3 separate regions of the Mus musculus genome follow, and regions 2 and 3 are each linked to region 1. Evidence: chromatin loops called from intact Hi-C (ENCODE). Cell type or tissue: heart. All regions are shown on one strand.

Region 1 (8,000 bases):
CTTGGGTCTCACATTTTTTTTCTTCCCACCTTTATAATATTTTCTGCCCAAGTCCACTCTCCCTAGCACTTTTCTAGGTATTCTGCTCAACTTCTATCTTATCAGTGCAACATTTCAATTTTGTCTATAATAAAGGCTCCCAAGTTCACACCAAAGGGCTCTACAGTTCGTCATTTCCAGGGGACCACCTGAATTTGGGTTTCTTTCTTTTGAAAGGGGAGGCACTCTCATCATCCAGGCTGAACTAGAATGTTCTACAATGTATGGCAATCTTTCTGCTTTTTACTCCCTCTCCCCTCAGTGCTAGGATTACAGGCATGTACCATCACATATGTTTAGGGGTTTTTGGAGGGGGAGGGTGGGAGTGAGTATCACTATTGTTGAGAGTTAGGGTCTTTTTTTGTTTGTTTTGGGTTGTTTTTGTTTTTGTTTTTGTTTTTGTTTTTTTGTTTTTCGAGACAGGGTTTCTCTGTGTAGGCCTGGCTGTCCTGGAACTCACTCTGTAGACCAGGCTGGCCTCGAACTCAGAAATCTGCCTGCCTCTGCCTCCCAAGTGCTGGGATTAAAGGCGTGCACCACCACGCCCGGCGTTTTGGCTTTTGTTTTTTTTTTTGTTTTTTTGTTTTGTTTTGTTTTGTTTTGTTTTGTTTTTTTTGAGACAGTGTCTCTGTACAGTCCTGGCTGTCCTGGAACTCACTCTGTAGACCAGGCTGACCTCGAACTCAGAAATCCACCTGCCTCTGCCTCCCAAGTGCTAGGATTAAAAGCGTGCACCACCACGCTCAGCTGGGAGTTAGGGTCTTACTGTGTAGACTTGGCTGGCCTCCTGCCTCTGCTTCCCCAGTCCTGGGATTATATGCATGCATCAACATGCTGAATTTCTTAGTAAGATTGTGCTTATTTCTGCCAAACCATCTATCTTCTTCTTTGCAATCCACTAAATAATCTTTTAAAACATCTCTCGGTGTGTGGTGGAATACTACTGTAATTCCAGCAATAGGGAGGCAGCGTCCGGATGACTGGGAGGCCTGGGCTACATAGTTAGACCATGAATCAAAAAAACTAGCAGCATATCATATGTATTTAGTCATATGTATATGACATTATCAGTACGATATTCAATATTGTCCCTATTTAAAATGTTTCTAGAATGAAGGGTAAGTTCTAATTCCTTATCAATCCCTCCCTAATAGAACTTTTTATTTAATCTCCTTTGCAAACATGCCTCTAGAGTGGAACGGGAAAGCCACTCCCAGTTCTCCAGCCCACCCATTTCTGCCCTTTCTTTCATCTGCTTCCTTTGACAGAATCCTGTTTCCCTGGAACATAGACCCTAGATTCACTCTGAACTGTTTCCTGAGAACTTTTCTCTCAGATGAAGTTATTTCTTCCTTCTACTTGGTTCCTTACAGCATTTACCTTGTTATCTGTCAACAATTTGGTTATTTTACGAACATTCCATTTCTCCTGCTAGACTGCAAACAAAATGTCAAATGGTGTGTTCATGTGGGCAAGAGCCTCCTTGGGAAGTTGCTGCAGTTTAAATGGATCAGAACTTAACAAAAGTGTTAGAGACTGAGCACAGTGGATCATAACTTCACATCCCAGAACTCTAGAGGTCAAGACTGACATGAATTCAAGGCCAGCACGGGCAATATATTAACTTCCTATCTCAAAAAAGGAAAAGGGGAGGGGAGAGAGGGATGGAGAGGGAGGAGGTAAGAGAAAGCTAAGATATGTCAAGAAAAATAGGGGAAACAAAAACCAGAAACTGAGCTCACAGTTCCCAACTTGTAATACTCTCTACCTCTGAAACATTCTGGCCTTACCAAATCTGCAAGAGCTCTTCCTTTCTTTCTGCCTTGGTGATTTATTAATTACTGTACCGATTACAAGATAAATGGAGTGAAAGAATGTGAAGGAGAGAGGGTTCAGGGTCTTACTTTAAAAGATCTTACGTTGAAGGGGCATCATAAATAGGGTAATACACGACTGTAATCTCAATCCCCTTAAATTGAGGCAGGAGACTTGCTATTTGGAGGTCAGTTTCAGCTACAGAGAAGTGCCCTGTCTGCCTGTCCCTCCCCTTCATTGTGCTGAGTCTGGAGTTGCAAAGATTTAGCAGGCTAGGACTGACTGCTAGTGATAAAATGGCCTTTGGTTTTTCCTTTTTCCAGACAGGGTTTCACTACGTGTAGCTCAAGCTGTCTAGAAACCAGGCTAACTTTGAACTCAAGAGATCCATCAGCTTCTGCCTTCTTATGCTGGGATTAAAGGCATGCACCACCTCATCCAGCTAGAAAAAGGATTTTAAATATAAGGGGAGGGGGGAGGCTACATCCGTCATTTTACTTTAGTAATAAAAGTTTATTAAATAATAGAGAATAGAGAAAAAACGGCCGGGCAGTAGTGGCGCACGCCTTTAATCCCAGCACTTGGGAGGCAGAGGCAGGCAGATTTCTGAGTTCGAGGCCAGTCTGGTCTACAGAGTGAGTTCCAGGACAGCCAGGGCTATACAGAGAAACCCTGTCTCGAAAAACTGAAGAAAAACAAAACAAAACAAACAAGATTAGAGAGAAACCCTGGTGTGGTGGCACGTGCCTTTAGCAGGAGCACCTAGGAGCACCTATATACCAGGCAGAGTTCAAGGCTAGCCTGGTATATAGAGGGAGTTCCAGGACAGCTTGGGTTGCACAGAGAAAGCCTTTCTGGAGAAACAAAACAAAAGAATAAAAAAAAAGAATGACTTCAAACGAGAAATGCAGAGGATTAAAGAGATGTGCCTTTAAGTCATGTAACTTCAGCAACACTGGCCCCGCTTTAATAGGGCTGGGTCTGACTGCATCAACCCTTTTTGAAAATGAAGACAAAGAAAGAAAAGCCACATTTAAAAAAAAAATCTACTGCACCATATTGCAACATGCGAACACGGAGGAACATTCTGGTACGATCAAAGCCTCAGTAACCACACCGGACTGGTTCTTGCTGGCCACGGGGAACTCATTTTCATAACGGAGCTCCGCAACCCATGGAGAGGCGGGAACCTCTCCCTCGGAATACAGTCCCCGGGCATAGTATACAGTTGTTACATAAACTAGTGCACCGAGAAAGCCCCGTGATGGCGCACACCCTCCTCTCCTAAAATACTGGAGTCGGTAAGCCGAGGACCCAGGACGGTCCCGAAGGCTGCCGTCAGCATGGACTAGCTGCCGGCTCACAAAGCGGATCGTTGGCTGCTAGCGTGGCGCGCAGGCGCCGCAAGGGCGAGGGCGCGATCCGCGATCCGCTGGGCCGCGCGCCCTCTGCCCCGCCTACGAAACTAGCAGCCCGCTGGGGAGCGGCTGCAGCGCGAGGGCGGGAAGCGAGCGCCGGGCCAGCACCTGCCAGGCCCGGTGGTCCCGCCCTTCGGCCCCCTAACTGCACAAGGCTGTCCTTCCCCTTCCGCCCCTCCCACATTCCCCGGCGGCACAGGCCCCACCCCCGTCGTGCGGCCGACCGGCCGTCTGTGACGTCAGCAGCCCCCGCCCCCCTGAGTATAAATACTGGCGTCTCTGGCACCGCCTTCCCACACTCTCTGGCTCAACTCTCGCCGCGGTGTTTCCGTTTTTCTCTCTGGTTGTCTCCTGCTCTGCTCTTCTCATCCTTCTCGCTCTGCTGCTCTGCGGAGTGACGAGGCTGAATCCTCTCCCCACCCAGTTCGCGCCTTTCTTCTTTTTCTCGCGCCGCTCCATTTCTCCAGTTCGGCTGCCGCCGCCACTGCTGCTCAGCTGGTGTCGGTGCCGCGCGTTTCCCCCACGTCGTCCCCGCAGCCTATGGCCCAGGCCGCCTTGGGTATTTCTGCTCAAGGTAACCACATCCCTCTTTAAAAATTCCGCCGAAAAAGAGAAGACGCTTTACCCGACTCTTTGGGCCGTTATCTCACGTGAGTACCGGACTTAGGGGCGCGGGAGGGTCCGGCGCCTGGGCTGGGCCACGCCGCCCTCGGTGTCCCCGCAGTGCCCCGCAGCCGGCGGCCTCGAACATGGCGGCCGGCGGCGTGTGTGGCGGCTGCCGGTGGCCCGGGCGGCGGCCGGCGCCTCGCGACCCAGGGCGGCAGCCGACAGCCGCGGTTGAGCGAGGGGGCGTGTGCGCGTGGGGCCGCGCTCGGGGGCAGGCTGGCGGTGGTCGCTGTTCCCTCTCGGCGGCATGCGGCCCCCACCCCACTCCCGTGGTGCATTGCTGTTTCCGGGGAGGGGGTCCGGCGGCAGCCTGGAGGGCTGGGGGTCCCATCGCCCTCTCCCTGTCTCAGTGCCTGCAGGGGGTTGTGGTGCGGAGTGGACGGGCTGCGGCGGCCGGGGCTCCGGGTTATGAATGGAGCGGGGCGGGCCTCGAGCCGGCATCTGGTGACAGCTGGGAGGAGGCTGGATTCTTGCGGGCGGGAGAGGGGGTGCGGAGTGCGCGCTCCCCCTCTGGCGGTGGAAAGTTGACCTCACTCGGGGCCGGCGGCGGGGAAGCCCCGGTGTCAAGTAGCAAGCGAATAGGCCTTTGGCCCTTTCTGGAAACCTCGGCGCTGCTGACCCGCCCCTGCGGCTCTCCTGATTGGGCCAAGTCGCTTTCACTTACCCCAGTCACCTCCTGAAGCCTGGAGATTAGTCACCATGGCTTCGTTTTCTGGTCCTAGCTGTGATCGCGGGGCAGAAAGAGGGCGAAGGGTAGGTTGATGCGGCTTATCAAGGACTCTGTTGGCTGCCAGCGGTTAGTAGTGTTTAAACGTTTTATGGTATTAAGTATCATGAACGTGTGTTACTGGCTGAACGAAGCAAGCAGTTTACACTGTTTACAGCCTCAGGATGTTTGAACAGATTGAACTCAGTTTTGTGGTGGATATCTTAGGTTGTTCTTGTCCTGTGGTGTTTTACCATTAATATATGCACAGCCTGGGTGAGAGCTGATTAACTTCCTCAGGAAAGGACTATGAGAACTAGGCCCGACAGGAAAGCAAGCTTGGTACCAATAAGCCCCGAGGAATTCACAGGTAATAAGTAGGAAAGGGTGTTTACATAAAACTGTAGGTTATAAAGATAAATGAGTAATCAATTTATTTCTCTAATGTTTTAGTATGATTCCCAACAATGAACTCAGAGTGGTACCTTCAATTTAGATTCCGCAGCTAACATTTTACTCTACTTACCTTCCAGCCATCTTACTAATTCTGCATTACGGACATCAAAATGCTTCATAGCTCTAACTTGAGTATTTCCATACATTAAATACAGTCCCATTCTCTAATTTTTAGAAATTGGCAGTAAAATTCTCATTATTTATTTGTACTGTTTGATTAGATTTTGTTGTTTGTTTGAGACAGGACCTCACTTTGTAGCCCAGACTTGAGTCTGATTTTCCTTCCTCATCAGCCTGGTGCTAGGACTCCAGGCTCAGGACAAGTTTGGCTTGTATTTAGTACGTTTTAGCAAAGTGATGCCAGGTGTTGTTACACCTGTAATCCCAGGAAGTTCTTGAAGCTAGCTATGGTCACATAAAGCAAAATCCTGTGTGCAAAGAGAGGAGAAAGAACTTTATAATCTACATCTAGGTCAAGACAGAACATTAACATCCTCATCTAGCCCTCCTGACAGGTCACAGCAGTTCTTGTGAGGCCCATCTAGCCTTCCTTTTTTTTTTTTTTTTTAAATCAAGGGACTTAAATGGAATCAATTGATATGCATGCTTTTGTGCAAAAGGCTTTTATTTAGCATATTTTATATGTTAATAAATTGTTTCTGGTAGTCCATTGTGTGTATATGTATATGCCTGATTTTAAAAAACTTTGCCGGGCAGTTGTGCATTCCTTTAATCCCAGCACTTGGGGCAAGGCAGATCTATGAGTTTGAGAACAGCCAGGGCTGTACAGAGAAATCCTGTCTAAAAAAAACAAACAAACAAAAAAAAAACAATTTTTTTTTGGAAAATCTGCAAAGATAGCAGAAACATTTGTAAAGATATTTCGAAGAGGAAAACAATTTTGAGGAGTGTCAAGGTGGAGCTAGATTTGTGGTTGGTCAAGTGATTGCCTAGAATCTCCAGCCCTGGGTTTGATTTCCAGCACCCTATAAACCAGGTGAGAAGCACTTCTGAGATCCTAATCCTCACATTGATTGTAATCCCAGCATTTGGGAAATGGAGGCAGGATTTCACCTCTTTGGCCCCAGAAGTGTTTAGGGCCAGCCAGCCTAAGGCTGCATGACCTTTCTGCCCATCTCCACCTCCCTCCCAATTTACACAGGTCATTCTAAAGGAGAGTAATTTTTCTTTCCTCTTTCTTCTTTTCTTTTTTTCTTTTTCTTTTTCGCTTATTCTAGACAGTTTCAAAATTGCACAACTATCCTGTAACTCACTCTGTAGTTCCAGCCTGGAACTCAAAGATCTGACTGCCTCTGCCTTTCAAGTGCTGGGATTCAAAGTGTGAGCCACCATTGCTTGGCTAGGAATTTGTTTTTCAGTATTGCCTTTCATCCACATTTCACGTACCCCTTCCTTTATACTATCTCCTCCAGATAAATATTTGCATTTATCCTGTATGTAAATGTCCATCTTACACTGTGCACCACTTTTTGTATCTATTAAATTATCTTTAAAATCAGGGAGCCTTCATTTCCTAGTAGTATCTGTGTTAAATGAAAAGGTTTAGATATTACTGAAGAACATTAGTTGGTGTCTTAAAGTTTAATGCCCTCAGTGTTTCACAGAATTGATCTTGGATTGCCATAAGCAGCAAATAATAGCTGTGAATAAAACAGGGGGAATGTCTTATCCAGGATAATTGTTAACATTCCTTAGGAGAGAGGTAAGAATGAGCTAATTTTCAGCATGGTTGTTTGTTTTTTGTTTTCGAGACAGGGTTTCTCTATGTAGCACTGGCTGTCCTGGTAGACCAGGCTTGCCTCGAACTCAGAAATCTGCCTGCCTCCTGAGTGCTGGGATTAAAGGCATACGCCAGCACCACCCAGCCATGATTTAGTTTTTAAAAATTAGGTGTTTGAGGAAGTAGAAGGTTTTATAGATTAAAACATGGGAATTTAGTTTGGTGAAATGCCTGCATCCATGATGGCCATGGGTTCAATATATAGTACAGTAACAAAGTTGCTAGGTCAGTATATTGTTTAGAATCTGAACGTCATAGTTTTCACAAGTTGTTTTGAGATATCATCTCATAGAGCCTAGACTAGTTTTCAACTCCTTATGTAGGTGAGGCTGGTGTTCAACTCCTGATCTTTCTGCTGTTATTTCTCAAGTGCTGGAGATTACAGCTTTTAACAGTGGTCAGTTTTCCTCACTAAGTAGAACCATTTTTGCTTTGTTTAAAGTTGCCTAGATCCTGTTTAAGTAGGTTATAGAGTACTTCTGAGAACCTACAAACTCTTGACCTTGTATATCGTTTCTAATTTAGTATCTGGTTCCCTTTTTACTACCCCTTCTTAGGAAATATAATAATCAGGATGTAGTACTTTAATAACTACTGAAGCACAAATGATATATTTAGGTTGTATATATAGCACTTTGTAAATTTTAACCCCACTCAGTTAAACCATTATTGAAATGACCATTTCTAAAGCACTAAATGTAGCACTTTTTTTTTTTTTTTTTGGTAGTATGACAAGCTTCACACTCATTTGCTTCTGGTGATAGTAAAATGAAATAGGTCTAGAGGGACTAGATATAAGGAGAAAAGCTATATAGACTTGCTTAGGGCTTTCCCAGTTACTTTCCTTTTGGAGACAGGGGCTAATGTCTCCTAAGTTGGCCTCAGGCTCTTGTTTTTTTATAAAGCATGACCTTGAACTCGTAGTTCCTGGTCTGTTTACACAAATCCTGGGATTACAAAATATGTGTACTACCAGGCCTAACTCTTTAGTATTGTAGTAGGAATTTGCAGCAAAGGATAGTATGAACTTGACCAAATAGTTCCAAGATTTGTGCTAGAATATTTGAGGGTTTTTTGTTTTTGTTTTTGTTTTTTTTTT
Region 2 (8,000 bases), 140 kb before region 1:
AGGAGGCACAGGTAGAAGGATCGGGAGTCCAAGGCTCACCTTGGTTTAATGCCTTGAACACCATGCTAATGCTGTCTTTAACACTGATAATAGTGGGTGCGTATTGGCACATACCTTTAGTTTCAGCTCTCAGAAGCAGAGTCAGGCAGAACTCTAGAGAGTTTGAGGCCAGCCAGGGCTGTTACACAAAGAAACCTTGTCTCAAGAGGGAAAAAATGTTGATGAAATGGAAATCAAATGCAAATTAATTTGTAGTTAAAATGAAAGAGCTCTACATCCAAATGGTGAAAACAACACAACCTTAGACGGAATACAGTCTGGACAAGGCAAACTATAGCAGACACTTAGTCAAAACTACTGTTATTCCAAGCAAAATCAAGTACAAAGGGGGAAAGGGATTACAGAACTGTGCCCCAGCTCAGGCCGACAGTGTTCCAGGTCAGCAGGATACACAAGTCAAAAGGAAGGCTTACTGCCCACCAAGGGACTGGTGGCCTGCAGAGGCCCTTTGCCAAAGTTCACTGTGGCATGCTGGTCTTGCTCTTGACCAATGGACATTATCCTACAAGTTAGGACAATGATGCAGAATCCTAAGTTTTAGGTTTAAGAAAAACGAAACAAAATAACTAATATAAATAAGAAGGCTAAGATTTATAAACATGCTGAGTGGTGTAGGCCAGCCTGGTCTACAGAATGAGTTCTAGAACAGCCAGGGCCAAACAGAGAAACCCTGTCTCAAAAAAATAAAAAAATGTATAAACATAAAAAAAAAATTATAAGCACGCACATGCCAGCACTCAGAAGCTGAGGCAGGCTGCTTGCTGGATTGGAGGACAACCTCGTATACATAAAGAAACCCTGTCTCAAAAAAAAAAAAAAAGTAAAAAAAGAAATGCACACACACACACACACACACACACAAGTCTTTAATCCCAGCACTCAGGAAGCAGGTGTATAGCTGTGAGTTCAAGGTCAGCCTGGTCTATATAATGAGTTCGAGGATAGCCAGGGACCCTGTCTCCAAAAGTTAAAATTAAAAAAAAATTAAAAAGATGTGTGTGTGTGTGTTGTGTGTGTAAATCCTGCCCTGTTTAAATGCAGACTAAGAGTAGCCCCTAGCTCTCAGCATTCAGGATGCAGAGCACTATTTCTTGAGATCCGATCTGGTACCTGCAAAGTAACCAAAAGACAAAAGGATCCTGTAGTTTTGAGCAGAAAAGCCGAGGCTCCGACTTCAGCACAACGAGACTCACTTGTTGCCAGACTTAACTGCGATTATCACCGTGAGCACTTTAGCTCACCTTAGGGCTCTTTATCTCCTCCAGCTCGACAGCACACAGAAACCCAAAGCACTCTCACAGAGCAGCTCTGGCTGGCCTGCAACTCACTCTACCTGCCAGGGCGGCTCAAACTGTGGAGGACTTGCAGGGCCACACACAGTCTGTCTCCAGCACCTATGATCTTCACTGGATTCCCTGAGCAGTCTGACTCCAGCTCTCCCCACACACAGGCCAGTCTGTCCACATCCCACCACCACACCTTTCTCATTCCAGGTTCTCTGCAAGTTCTGGAAAGGCACGTTCCTCCTCTCACTTCAAGGCCTTGACAAACTCTGTTCCCTCAACCTGGAATGTCCTTTTCACTCCTGCCTGCTCACCCCCTTTTCACACCAACCTCTTCTCAGTCATATCCTCAACAAAGCCTTCTTTGAATCTTCCACAAAAGTCATATTCCTGGGAAACATCTCTGTACTGCTCCATTACTCCTTCGGAGTAGATTTTACACACACACACACACACACACATTTATGTATATGTGTGTATATATATGTATATATGTAGATGTATATATATATGTGTGTGTGTGTGTATACATATATATATAGAGAGAGAGAGAGAGAGAGAGAGGGAGAGAGAGAGAGAGACAAGTGGTCTCACTATTTATTTAGCTTTGGTTGGCTCTGCCTCCTAAGTGCTAGGACTAAAGGTTAGTGCTCTATCACACGCCAAATGCACGACTATTAAAACCTATCTCCTCTGAATCTGTCTGGAAGCTCTGACAGCAGAGTCCCTGTCTGCTTCCTAAACCTTAGCACTCCCATAGTATCAGCCATAGAGCATGCAGTATATGAACAAGTATCACCAGACTTCAAAACTATTTCCCACTTTTCCACAATGCAGCCTACTACAAAAGCCTGGCCTTTGGCACCCCTAAATCATGTCTTCTTCTCTCATCAGGCCCTCAAATAACGAGGCTTTCACTGAGTAAAAAGTTCTCCTCTGTTGCCTCCAATCCCACCGACTTGCCAAGACCCAAACTCAAGTTTTCTTTCCTCCAGGATACTTTTCTCCTCCTTCTGTTTTTACCAGTTCTATACAACCTCATCTTTCCCCTGTGACTTATCTTCCCACCATCAATGTGAACTTTTAGGGCTGGGCTATTCACACCCGACCATTTCATTCCCGGGGCACCACTAAGTACAGAGTAGACAATTTTCCCCCTGATAACATTTTTCCTCTGAAAAGAACACAAGCTTCCCTCTTATGCCTCATAGGTGATTCAATCTGCCTTATAAGAGACTCTGTCCACCAGTTCCTTTTCGGGGATGTTGTTTAACCTCCCCCAACCCCAATCTAGTGAAATGTTTTTAAGCTGCCTGTATTCCTGTTTCATCCACTGCCTACAATGACCCCCGTGTCCTCTGTGACCGCCCCCTGCCTGCAGTGGGCACCCCTTCCGCCCTGAAAACTGTAATCCCTTCTATTCACATACAGGCGTAAACACCCAGTGGAGACTGCACACACACGCCGGTGAACCCTGAGCCTCACCTGAGGCATTCTGTCACTGTCCACCTTCTCACAAGTGACCAGGACTCGCTGGGATTCCCACCCAAGAAGGACCCGAATGTACAACACTTCTCCCTTCTGCCACTGAGTTCCCCGTCTGGGCCCCTTCCCCCTCCTTCTTCTTCCAAAGACACCAACCCTAGGCCCTGAGATGCGGAGAGCCCGCACCCAGGCCGGTTGCAGGTCCGACGCCACAGTCTAGGCCCCCGCGCCGCCCCCATCCTTCCCCGGCGGCCACTGCAGCGTCAGCTCCCCGCAGGGCTATCGCTCACTGACCCGAGGTGTCTCAGGAGGCGGCGGCGGCGACAGGTGCGGAGGCAGGAAGCCTGGTAGACGTTAACCGCTCAGCGCTCCATCCCTCCCGGACCTAAGCTCCGGCCTTTCGGCTTCCTCGACCCCTGCGCCCAGAGCAAGTCACGTGCCAGCCGGAGCAGTCAGCTGACCGCGGCGCACGCCGCTCCGCCTACGCGCGCGCACCACTGCGCGCAATCACGATGCGGCCAGGCCTCCGGAGAAGGCGGGGCTGAGAGAGCGCGCAGAGCGGGCTTCCGGGTGGGCGGAGCTTGCCGCTCCTCCAGATGCACCTGCGGTGGTTGGCCAGCCACCAGAAAATTCCCGCCCACCCTAAAATTACCCACAGGTTTCAGCCATTCAGACTCCCCCAAGCTCCTGCACTGACTTCTGCACTGCAAGTTTTGACAGTCCAGGTTTCGGGGAAATTTTTTCTAATAATCCACTTCAGTAGTTTCATATTTTTCATCCAATCTGGTATCACTTCGTTCCATAAAGTGATAAAGTGTTCAGGTTTAGTTACTCAGCACCAAACATTGTTAATTAGTTTTTTAGAATTAGCTAGTGGAGTGACCCCCTTGCCAGGAACTCCAAACTGTCTGGTTTAGGGGTACCAAAATGGATACAGGAAGTCAAGAAAGGTTTATGGACAGGGAAAAACCATCAGCCTTGGGTTCCAGAAAAATAGATATCAACCTACTCTCACAAACCGTGCACATCTCATTGGTTGAGAAGTTAGGTGGTGCATATCTCAGCATTTTAGGTTGCATAGAGGATTGGGGACTTGTCTATTTTAATCGTTTTTAGATTTACAGCTTAGCAAAGTGAAGCTCCAGAGGTTATGGTTCTGTTTGCACAATGTGTGGGCACTCCTGGCTGTTCTTACTAGCAAGCGGAATAATAGATTTCCATTGTCAACCTGACTGGCTTTAGAATTGCTAGGAGACAAACCTCTTGGAGGGAGTTTCCAGCCAGGTTTAATGTAGGACATTCACCTCGAATATGGGCAGCAGCATCTTGAATGATAGGAACCAACACAGAATGTTTTTTTTTTTTTTTTCGAGGCTTAGAGAGATGGCTCTGAGGTTAAGAACACATACTGCTCTCACAGAGGATCTGAATTCCTTACTGGCACCCACCTGGAGTGCCTTGTGACTCCAGCTACCTCCAGGAGATCCGATTGGCTTCATCTGGCCTCCTGCAGAACCTGTAATCATATGCACTCCCAGGAAGACAAAACACTCATACACATAAATACAAATAAAATTAATCTTTTAAAAATGATAAATAGGATTAGAGAGAGAAGGTTCAACAGGTAATGGGGCACTAACCACCAAGACTGATGGCCTGAATTGTATCCCCAGAACCACAAAGTGTATTCTGCAAGATAGCCTCCCATCTCCACATGCAAGCTGTAGTACCCACAAATAAATAAATGTAATAAAATTGTCAAATAAATAATCTTTTTTTAAAGGAGAAAGCTAAGCATCAACATTCATTGCTCTCTGCTTCCTGACTACCAATACAATGTAACCAGGGCTCTCAGACTCCTGCCTTCAGAGCTACAATTACTCTCACCACCTTGCTGAACTGTGAGCCAAAAGAAACCCTTCTGTATTCATTGCTTTCCTATTGCTGTGATAAAACACATTCCAGTCCATTACCATCACAGCAGGGAAGTGTGGCAGTAGACAGACATAGCAATCATAATAGCTGAGAGCTCACAAATCAAATAACAAGCAGGAAGCAGAAAGCAAAGGAAAAAAACGGTATGAGTCTTTGCCCCTTACAGTGACATACTTCCTCCAGCAAGGCCACAGCCCCTAAATTTCCTCAAACAGTCCCACCAAACAGGGACCAAGTATTCAAATTCCTAAGGCTGTGTAGGATGCCTCGTTCACCAAACCACAGCTTCCTTCCTTGTTTTTGTCGATTATTTTGTAGCAACAAAAAAAAAAAAAAGGCAATACACAAAATTGTTAGCAAGGAACGGGTTCTTCAGTCTAATAAACCTGTTTCTTAAGTCTTTGAAATTGGTTTGCAGGATCTGTGTGTGAGAGTTTGGCGCTGTGGCCTAGAGCAGCTCTGGAATGCTTTATGGATAGTTTAGTGAGTCATAGTGAGTGGGATCCCGAAGACCAGAATGCCCACAGGAATAAAGGAAATCTGGACTCACTAGGTTTTCGATGGGAACAATGATTTAACTGGGAATCAGACTAGAAGTCCTTTGTATCCGATTCTGGAAAAGAACTTGGCTGCATTCTAGCTCTGTCCTGAAATTTTGTTTCAAATTTTAAGGTTCAGGTCAAAGTGATGGACTAAGTTATTTGGCAAGGGATTTCATGACAGTATAACATCCAGCCTGTAGAATGGTTACTGCTTGCTGAATTTAGCTTTGAATCAGGAAGAAGAAATCTATGAAATAAGCAGTTTGATTGAAGGATCTTGAACACACTTAAAACAACAGATAAGGTAGATGGAGAGAAAGCAGGCATTCCATTGATACCTCATTTACAGAAATACAAATTGAAGGAACTCTGGCCAACCCGACCATGGCGACCATGGCGACCAAGGTGAGTGTGACTCTGACAGACCTTGCCCTTATCCCCAATTCCCTCTGCCTTGCTAAAATCTATTAGATTACATTCTTGAAGCCAGCCACTACGGTCTATTTCCTATTTGGCCAATTCCTCCTCCAGAGGCTGACTACCAAGGTCCAGCAGAGCTTCTGAAGTATTGAAATCCAGCAATCAAAAGCCCCCTTTGACTCACCTAGTTAGCATGCCCAATTAAAATTAAACATCTCACCCTAACATGGGGTTTTCCTTTTTGCCTTTATAAACTGCCATTTTCCTATGGGCCACATCTATCTTCTCTCTATCCAGAGGAAGTCTTTTGTGCCCCCATCCTCTGGGACAAATATCCCTTTCCCTTCTCCCTCATCTGCTATCGCCTGCCTTTGTCTCTTATTACCTGCTTTCTCCTAGCACAAATAACTCATCTTTGTGCTAAGAACTTGGTTGCGGGGTGCCCTGAGCTGCTACTGATCACTTCATAAGTACAGTGAAAAGGAGAAAACCCAAGAAGAGTATTGCTGAAGGAGCCTTTCTTCAAAAACAACTGCCTTCAAAAACAAGATGGCTCAGTGTTTAAGAGGATGTTTTGCTCTCGCAGGGGACTAGAGTTCAGTTCGCAGCACCTACAGGCAGCTCACAGCCTCTTCCAGTTTCAGGAGTTTCAGTGACCTCTTCTGGTCTCCTGGGACTTGTTTGTGAGGTATTGTCTTGATTAATGATTGCCGTGGGAGGGCTTAGCCAATGTAGTCAGTGCCACCCGTAGGTAGGTAGTTCTGGATGGTATAAGAAAGCAAACTGAGCAAGCTGTAAAGAGCAAGCCAGCACACAGAGTTCCTCCAAGATCTGTGCTTCAGTTCCTGCCACCAAGTTCTTGCTTGAAAACTTGGCTTTGCTTTCTTCCATGATGGACTGTAGCTGTAAAATGAAATAAGCCATTTCTTCCTCAAGTTGATTGGGGTCAAGTTGGACAAGTAGACAGTGTACTTAATATAAATTATGGAAGCAAATGCCTGTCAAAACATTATTGGCATAGCTGGTTCTTGGTAGGAAGGGATATTAGGATACTCTGATTATCAAGACCTGAACACAGTGAACCTGGGCTTGTAAGGGGAGGAGAGCTGCTTTTCCTTTCTTACAGGGGCTGGGAAGGGCCACAGACTAATACAATGAGTCAAGTAGGCCTCTGCTACTTGCTAATGTTTATGGGGCTCAATTTAGCCATCTATAAATCCCAATTGGCTTATACAGCAGATTCTGTAAGATGATGTGAATAATGCAGTTAACTAAGCACCTGGCTTCATTTGTCTCCTCAAAAAATGCTGGTCGTAATGTCATGGTGACTTTCATAAAAAGAATTGAAATACAAAGAAAAGATTGAATCTCAAAAAGGCAGTAACCGAGTTCCAGAGGCACCTGGCCAGACAGGCAGACAGATGGTGACTCTGAGCCACAGTGTGGTGAGCTAGCTATGTAGGTTCAGGCATTTGAGACACGGTGAGCCCTGAGCCTCAGAGACTTTAGGGAGTTTGTTGTCACTGTTGTTTTTCTTAAAGTTGGTTTTTTTGTTTGTTTTGTTTTGGTTTTTGGTTTTTCAAGACAGGGTTTCTCTGTATAGCCCTGGCTGTCCTGGAACTCACTTTGTAGGCCAGGCTGGCCTCAAACTCAGAAATCTGCCTGCCTCTGCCTCCCAAGTGCTGGGATTGAAGGTGTGCGCCACCACGCCTGGCTTTTTGTTAAAGTTTTTGTTTTGCTGTTGAGACAAAGTCTTAGGGTGTAGCCAAGTTGACTCTGTTGCCCACAGTAACCTAGAACTTGCAACCTCTCAGCCTCCTGAATGCTATGATTGCAGGAATACACCACCACACATCTGGCTTAAATTTCCTAACAAATAAAGGGTGAGGGGAGCAGGTCATGGTGGTGCATACTTCTAATCCTAGCTTTTGGGAGGCAGAGATGGTCAGATCTCTGCGATTTCTAGGTCAGCCTGGTCTACACAGCAAGTTCCTAGACCAGGTGAAGATACACAGTGAACACTGTCTTAAAAGGGGGTGTGGTGGGCAAAATGGATAACAGGGTAAAAGTACTTGCCACCAAGCTTGATAACCCATTTTTAACTGCCCGGATCCCATGGTGCAAGGAGAAAACTGACTCCCTCGAGTCTTCCTCTGATCTCCGCTGCACACATGCGTGCACACATGCACACACATGCACACATGCATGATGAGAGTACACATGCACAAAGCAAGTAAGTAAATATAAATTTTAAAAACTTTTAATTTTAGCTCTT
Region 3 (8,000 bases), 83 kb before region 1:
TCTGTCCCAAGAGAGAGGCTGTCTGAGCTTCCAGCGACAGAACTGGGGAGCAGCTTCCCCATAAGCTCTTGAAGCCCAGCTGTTACATGACGAGGCCCAGATGAGGAACGTGGAGGTATTTGCCCTGCAGAATGTTGATCTTGCTTTGCTCCAGTCATTCCTTGCTCTACCCCAGTTGTTCTTTTCGGGATTGGAATATTTACCCTGTGCAATTATATATTAGAAGGAAAATTTGTTTTTTATTTTATAGGTATGCCCTGTTAGGAAACTGGACTTTTTAAATGTGTTTGGAGTTACAAAGATATTTGAAATTGCACCAAATGCATTTTATATTATAACATGGTCATGAGCCGGATGGTTTAAAATGATGTGAAAATGAATTGTTTGTTTTAGCTGGCTTATATAACAGACACAAAATTCTGGTACTGGGCAGGTTGTGAACTAGTCTAACATACATCCCCAGCCACATGTCCCCTGTTACTTGCTATATGGATCTTGCTCCCTCAGCCTGTCCTCAGGGGCCACTTCTCCTGGCTATGTGCTCCTGATGCATCCGGCCTCATGGCGGCCTCCTCCTCTCTCCAGCTCCTGTTTCCTCCATTTCCTTCACCTGGTGGTCCTTACCTGAGACCCCCAGCCTAGCAACTGAAACCCCATCTACCTCTATTTTCTCCAAAGGAGAAAAACTATTCCCTAAAGTTGTCTTCTAATCTCTATACATGCCATGACACCCATATGCAACATACATGCACATGTCTACATGTTACAAACACAAGTAAATAAAAGGAGGAAAAACCCACCCACAGTGAATATAATCTACCTGGTGGCTTACAACCACTTGTAACTCCAGTTCCAGAGAACCTTCAGAAGTACCAGGCATGCACAAACATACATGCAGGCAAAACATCTATGCACATAAAATAATATTTAATTTTACTTTTTAAAAAAGTATGCAGGAGGGGCTGGAAAGATGGCTCAGTGATTAAGAGTAAACACACCCATGAAGAAGACTGTGTTTAGTTCCCAGTACCCACATCAGGAAGCTCACAGTTGCTTGTGACTCTAATTCCAGGGGATACCCTTTTCTGTCCCCCTCAGGTAACCACACCCACATGTACATTCCCTGACACACACACACACACACACACACACACACACACACAATTTAAAAACATAGAGTAAATCTCTAAAAAGCTGTAAGGGAAAGCCGGTCACCTGTAACCCCTGTCCTTGAGAGATGGAGTCACTAGAATTGGGAGTTCAAGGCCTGCCAGGGCTACATGAGACCCCGTCAAAACAAAAAAGGAAAACAAAAACGTGGCTGTTGCTTAGTGCTGTCATACTTGTCTAGCATGTGAGGTCGTAGGTTCAATCCCAATACTGAAAAAAAAATTAAAAGACACAGTATAAGACCAAAAAGATGGCCCAGCAGGTAACGATGCTTGGCATCCAGCCACATAATATTTGTGCTATCCCTTTGACCCTGTGCTGGTAGTTTTGCATCAACTCAATGACACAAGCTAGAATCATCTTATGATCCGGCTACACAGCCCAGACTCTCCAAACAAACAAAGAGGTCACAACTGGACAAGCAGGGCTCATCTTATGAACTTCTTAAGTGACCTCCATGAGTTGGAAGTGACACTGAGTGCTTCTGAAAGGGATTTTGATCCTTCTCCAAAAACCAAATGGCTTTGAATGCCTGTCCTAACATTAATCCATGAAGACACCCCATGTTCCAGAAGTAATGAAAGGGTAATTATGGCTCTCTACTTTCACTGTCTCATTCCCTGGAGAAAGTTCTAGAGGAGGGAGGATAAAGAAACCCTCTGTTGGTTAACAGCCTCGAATTTGTGCGTGGATTAACAATTAGTCTGAGTTCGGCGTCTGGGGAGCTGCTTCTCTGGCTTGCTATGGCTGCACTTTAGAAATTAACTAGGAAGGATAAAATGTTCTTCCCGGAAGGAATGTTCTGGAACCCAAGTCATCTTGACACGTTTGAAATCCCTTTCAGAAAAATTTAAAAGGAGACATAATCAGATCTTATGGAGCGATTCTAGCCTTATCACTTCCACCTTTGTTCTGAAGAGGATTAAGTCTTTGGATTTCAAAAATCCTCTTTCTTTATCGCATTATTAATTTGGTAGGTTTAGAAATAGACTGGGCATGGGTAATTCAGGGTTTGGGAGGTGGAGGCCAGAACATCAGGCATTCAAGGTTACAAGAAACTGTCTCAAAAACAAAAACAAAAACAAAAACAAAAACCAAATAAATAGAAAAAGCAAACCAAACTAAAACAAAACAAAACAAAACAAAAAACAAGAGCCGGTGGTTGGCTCGGTGGTTACAGACACTCAACCAGCAAACCCCACAGCCTCATTTCTAGCCCTGGGGTTCCCACTGGCGGAAGGAGAGAACTGACTCCCATCTGTTGTTTTCTGTCCTCCACAGACATGCCATGGCACATATACAATGCCCACCACCAGAAAAAAAACAAGACAAAAAACCTAAGAAACAAAAACAAAATTAGAGTTCAAAATAATGCCTTTTAAAAATAAAAAATTACACTGCCCTTTAAATTTTAAGTATGTTTGCCTCCCAGTCACACCCTGTTAACTTTGAACCTATTACTGTTATGATCTGCTTAATCTTATGAAATATGCATATGCATGAGCCTTAAATACATTCGATGTACTAATGGGTTCTAAGGAGGACGGTTTAGCTTCTATGTTTCCATGAAGTGAAAAGTTACCTCAAAGAAATTCTCTAATTCTAGTCCCATTTGTTCTCTCACCTTTCAGCTCTAGAGTACCCTAAAAGCTGTATGTCTGCCCTTGAGATTCACAAAATGACAGAGGTGTTTCAGTCCTAAACTGCTAGGGCACATGTAAGAAAGACCAAGCCGGATGAGTAGCCTCTCTGGGAGACAGAGTCATTGTTGTAGTCTGTGGTGTACTGACATCCAGCTTGGCGCCAGCTTCTGCATGCACACCCCTACACACACAGTGTTCCCTCCCTCCCACCCCCTCACACACCACCACCCCCCCACACACACACTGCAGCACCATGTAGCCCAAGTTTCAAACTCACAGCTATCGATCATACTTCAGTTTCCTACGTGTTGTGATATACGACCCCCACCCCCACCCCCACTCCCTGCGAGATTGTTTAATGAGTGTGCCTCATTGGTAGAATGCTTGCCTGCTATGTGTAGGCCCAGGGTTGGATCTCCATCATGGCAACAAACAAAACAGCAACAACAAAACAAATAAACAAACAGCAGGGCATGGTAACTCCTTCCTGTAATCTCAGCATCCCAGCACCGAATTGTTCAAGACCAGCCTGGGTTGCATAAGTCAAATTCTGTCTCTGAAAACCAAAATCAAAGAAAAATGATAGAATTCACGTGCCGTACAGCTCACACTTAAATTGCATTTAGTACATTCACAGGGTGTGAATCACCACCACTCTCTAAGTTTAGACTGTTCTCATCACCCCACAAAGAAACCCCGTGTCTTGTGAGCAGTGGCTGCTCGGTTCTGCCTTTCCTCAGTGCTTGGCAACCACGAATCTGCTTCCTGTCTGGGGAAGTCAGAAGGGCTTTTGTAGTCAGAAGCCTGGTGCTGGTTTCACAATGCCCGGTGCTCAACCGGCTCTTTCACTCCCACATCTATCTGGCTCTCAGTTTCTTCATTTGGCAGACGGGTGCTTCTCAGCTGCACAACAGGTAGAAACAGACTGTAACTCAGAGGTGGAGGGCTTGCATGAGATGTTCGTTTCACACTGAAAAAGAAAGAAAGGAATGAAAATGAAAAGAATCCGGGCACTGGTGGCACATGCCTTTAATCCCAGCACTTGGGAGGCAGAGGCAGGTGGATTTCTGGGTTTGAGGCCAGCCTGGTCTACAAAGTGAGTTCCAGGACAGCCAGGACTAGACAAAGAAACCCTGTCTCGGAAAAAAAAAAAAAAGACTATGTGTCCGTCAGCCAGCTGTTTCCACACATGCTATATGCTGCAAGTGTACCCCCAGATGGACACACGCTTTATGCTGCAAATGTACCCCCAGATGGACACACGCTTTATGCTGCAAATGTACCCCTTGGACAGAGCTAGTTCCTACTCTGAGCTGGCTGCTTTTTTCTAGGTGTGCACACTAAATTCTAGAAAGCGTTACTTTCCGCTTCCTGACAGTTCTAACAGTCCACAGTAGAGTCATCTCTGCTCTTGCCTTGGTGAGCCACCAGGTGACTTTAATAATCAGTTCCCACAGGCCAGGGTTTACCCACACCGGAAAATTGGCTTGGTCTACTTGCTAAACAGGATACGGAATACGCTATTGGCAGAGGCTTACAGAAGTTTGTTCAGTGATAGCTCGTTACCCAGTGATTTGGAAGAACATCAAGTCATTTAAGGTTGTTTTATCTACTATTTAAAAGGGAGAAATGCTGTGTGTGTGTGTGTGTGTGTGTGTGTGTGTGTGTGTGTGTGTGTGTGTGTGTGTGTGTGTGTGTGCACGCGCGCGAGCGTGCTTGTGTGCGTGTGATTGAAGTTTCGACCTGTAGGCAATTTTGGAGCATTCTAATACACTTTGCAAAAATCATGTATCAAGCAGGCTTACATTTAAGTATGAGCAGTGAGCAGGGCATGGCGACTTTAATCCCTGCATTCAGAAGACAGAAGACAGAAGGAGGCAGATCTCTGTGAGTTCAAGGCCAGCCAGGGTTACATACTGAGACCTTGTCTCAAAAGATAAAGCATAGCCAGAGGTGTTCAATTCTGATTGCCAATTAGAATCATCTTATTTTACTTGGGTTTTCATTAATTTGTTTATTTATTCACTTTACATCCTGCCTGTCTTGGCCTTCCTCCCTCCTTTCCTTTCAGTTCTAAGATCACAAATCCCTCCCCCTATTACCCCATTTACCTTCTCTAAGGAGAAGAGGAACCTCCCCTTTGGCATTGCCCCTTTGTGGAACATCAAGCAGCATCAGGATTAAATGCATACTCTCCCACAGAGGCCTGACCGGGCAGTCAGGCTAGGGAAAGGGGATCCAATGATAGGCAACAGAGTCTGAGACAGCCCGTTGTTAGGGGACTCACATGAAGACCAAGCTGCACATCTGCTACAAATGTGTAAGAGGCCTAGGTCCATTCCCAGCATGCTCTTTGGTTGGTGGTTCAGTCTCTGTGAGCCCCATGGGCCCAGCTTAGTTGACTCTGTAGGTCTTCTTGTGGTGTCCTTGACCCCTCCAGCTAACTCAGTCCTATCTGCCACTCTGCCACACGTTCCCCATGCTCTACCTGATTTTTGGCTGTAGTCTCTGCATCTTTATCCATCAGCTTCTGGGTGAAGCCTCTTAGGAGACAGTTATACTAGACTCCTGTGGTGGTTTGAATATGCTTGACCCAGGGAGTGGCACTATTAGGAGGTATGGCCTTGTTGGAATAGGTGTGGCCTTGTTGGAAGACGTGTGCCATTGTGGGGGTGGGCTTCGAGACCCTCCTAGCTGCCTGAAAAAAACAATCTGTTCTTGGCTTCCTTTGGGTGAAGATGTAGGACTCTCAGCTCCTCCAGCCCGTGCCTGCCTGGATGCTGCAGTACTCCCGCCGTGATGATCATGAACGCTGAAATGGACCTCAAAACTGTAAGCCAGCCCCAATTAAATGTTTGCCTTTATAAGAGTTGCCATGGTCATGATGTCTCTTCACAACAATGGAAACCCTAAGACAAACTCCTGTCTGCAAGCATAGCAGAGTATCATTAATAGTGTCAGGGGCTGGCTCTCTCACATGGACGGGTCTCAAGTTGGACCAGTCATTGGTTGGCCATTCCCTCAATCTCTGCTTCATCTTTATCCCTGTTCATTTTGTAGTCAGGACAAATTCTGGGTGTAAGGTTTTGTGAGGTTTACTTACTTTTAATTTTTATTTATTTTTATTTTATTTTATTTTATTTTATTTTTTGGTGTTCTACAAGAGCATCAAGTACTCTCCCTCTTTTTTAAACATTTTTATTTATTTTATGAATGTGAGTATACTGTTGATCTCCTCAGACACACCAAAAGAGGGCATCGGATCCCATTACAGATGGTTATTAGCACCATGTGGTTGCTGGGAATTGAACTCAGGACCTTCAGAGGAGCAGACAGTGCTCTTAACCGTTGAGCCATCTCTCCAGCCCTTATTTGGACTTTTAATTTAGAATGAACTACAATCTAGAAATGGAAGACACAGGCTTTTGATCTGAATCTTGAGGATTGTGCCATGAAAAGCTTAGGCCCAGGTGCTGCAGTACACACCATCAATCCCAGGAGACAGAGGCAAGCCAATCTCTGAGTTCAAAGCCAGCCTGGTAGAGAGCAAATTCCAAGCAGAAAAAGCTTAGGTCCAGGTGTGGTGGTTCACGCCTTTAATCCTAGAAGTCAGGAGACAAGGCGTGTAGGCCTCTGAGTTCAAGATCAATTTACAGAGCGAGTTCCAGGACGTCCATGCTTAGGCAATGAAGGATGTAATAGAACAAGGGGGCTGTTTTCCAGCTCCAGCAACCAGCAGAACTCAGCAGCTTTGGCCATGTGGCTCTGGCTTTAGAGTCAAAAATAGAAGGGATTACTGAGACAATTAATGTTTGTTATGTGAACTAAGAAATTAGCAGTGATTAAGAAGAGACCAGCATCGCTGTGGAGAAATCTTCTGGGAAATGTTTTCTGAGAGCACAAAGAAGCTGTGTTCCAGAGATAACCAAGGTTGTACCTCATGCTGCAGCTAAACTTGGTAATGTGTAAGAGTCACCCAAGTTGTACTGGTTTCGAAGGCACGTAAACCAGCCCCAATTAAGTGTTGTCCTTTATAAGAGTTGCCTTGGTCATCGTGTCTGTTCACAGCAATGGAAACACTAACTAGTTATATGGAAACACTAACTAGTTATTGTAGCTCTCTACACAACTGAGGATTACCATGAACACCTGATCATCACACCTCTACATCCCAAGTGCTGGGATCACAGGTATATACCACCACACCTGACTCTCTGGACAGCTTCAAAACTCCTGATTCCTGGATCCCAATCTACAACAAATAGATCAGAATCTTGGTCTTGTTTGCTTTTAATTCTTTAGATGATTCTAGTATCCAAATTTGAAAATTGCCACTATATCTTAGCTATTGTTACCCTGTCTTTGATACAAAATGAAACCCCTCTTAAATGCCAAAGCTCTCTTCCTCCTTGTGTTGATTTCCTTCAGAAGCCTTCATGTCTTTATCAGCAGCAAGATTCCCGAGAAGGGTGTTTGTTACCAGTGAAGGAACCTCTTAACTGCTTGACCAGCTCAGCACAGTGGCCACCCTGGCACTTGTCATCATGTTGTGAGGCACAGGGTTTTCTATCAGAGGCAGGTCACCTGACAAGGACTCACATTTCCTGAACCCACCCTTCTTCTCCTTTGCATCAGTTAGCCGATCCCATCAGACTGAAGTCGAGTTCCCACCAATAGGCTGAGCTACAGTCTTCTACCACCTACTTCAGGGATGAAAGATGGAAGCCGTCCTGGTTGAGCATGCTCACTAGACCAGTTTGAGCCTTGGCAGACCCTGTGTGCAAAAAGAATTGCCTAGCTGAGCTAATTTTGCTTTGTTCGTGCATTCTTTTATGCAACCGGAGGTCATTCTTTGGTTCTAACAATCTCTCCCCGGTTCTATGCACACTGGAAATCTACACAAACACTGCAGAGAGGAAAGGCCCTCTCTGCCTATAGGTTTTAGAAATTATGTCATTGGCTGTATAGCTTTGACTCGCCTCTGGACGGCAAATGCATGAGGATGGTGGTTATAGACAATGGTTAGACGTGGCCATGGAAACTTGTTTGCTACCTATGGTGCTATTGGGATGTGCTATAACTTTTGTGACGTGGGACTTAGTGGAAGGAAGTAGGTCATCAGAGGCATGCCCCTGAGGGGGATATTGTGATCTTAGCCTTCCTCTATATGCTTTCTTTACTTTATAG

The links. Peaks named below come from ENCODE experiments on the same cell type or tissue, not always from the same donor. Only the 100,000 strongest peaks of a DNase experiment are listed, where the experiment ranks them.
Region 2: it touches region 1 in a loop (3-fold over the local background); 27 of 42 quality-filtered maps call a loop at or near these places.
Region 3: it touches region 1 in a loop (4-fold over the local background); 24 of 42 quality-filtered maps call a loop at or near these places.

Annotation. Positions count from the first base shown.
Region 1 is chr15:38,514,831-38,522,830 of GRCm38, reverse strand. Azin1 (antizyme inhibitor 1) reads left to right here and starts at 3,565. Exons shown (of 12, transcript NM_018745.5): 1 at 3,565-3,922. In heart, CTCF peaks have their summits at 3,280 and 4,454; DNase peaks (open chromatin) are centred at 3,400 and 4,430; H3K4me3 peaks cover 3,579 bases; H3K27ac peaks cover 3,519 bases.
Region 2 is chr15:38,657,206-38,665,205 of GRCm38, reverse strand. Atp6v1c1 (ATPase, H+ transporting, lysosomal V1 subunit C1) reads right to left here and starts at 3,302. Exons shown (of 13, transcript NM_025494.3): 1 at 3,123-3,302. In heart, no CTCF peak of the experiment used is centred here; a DNase peak (open chromatin) is centred at 3,325; H3K4me3 peaks cover 1,919 bases; H3K27ac peaks cover 1,021 bases.
Region 3 is chr15:38,597,889-38,605,888 of GRCm38, reverse strand. It overlaps Gm41309 (a long non-coding RNA gene), which reads left to right and starts at 3,603. Exons shown (of 3, transcript XR_875194.2): 1 at 3,603-3,727; 2 at 5,552-5,645. In heart, a CTCF peak has its summit at 4,236; DNase peaks (open chromatin) are centred at 3,568 and 4,268; H3K27ac peaks cover 2,202 bases.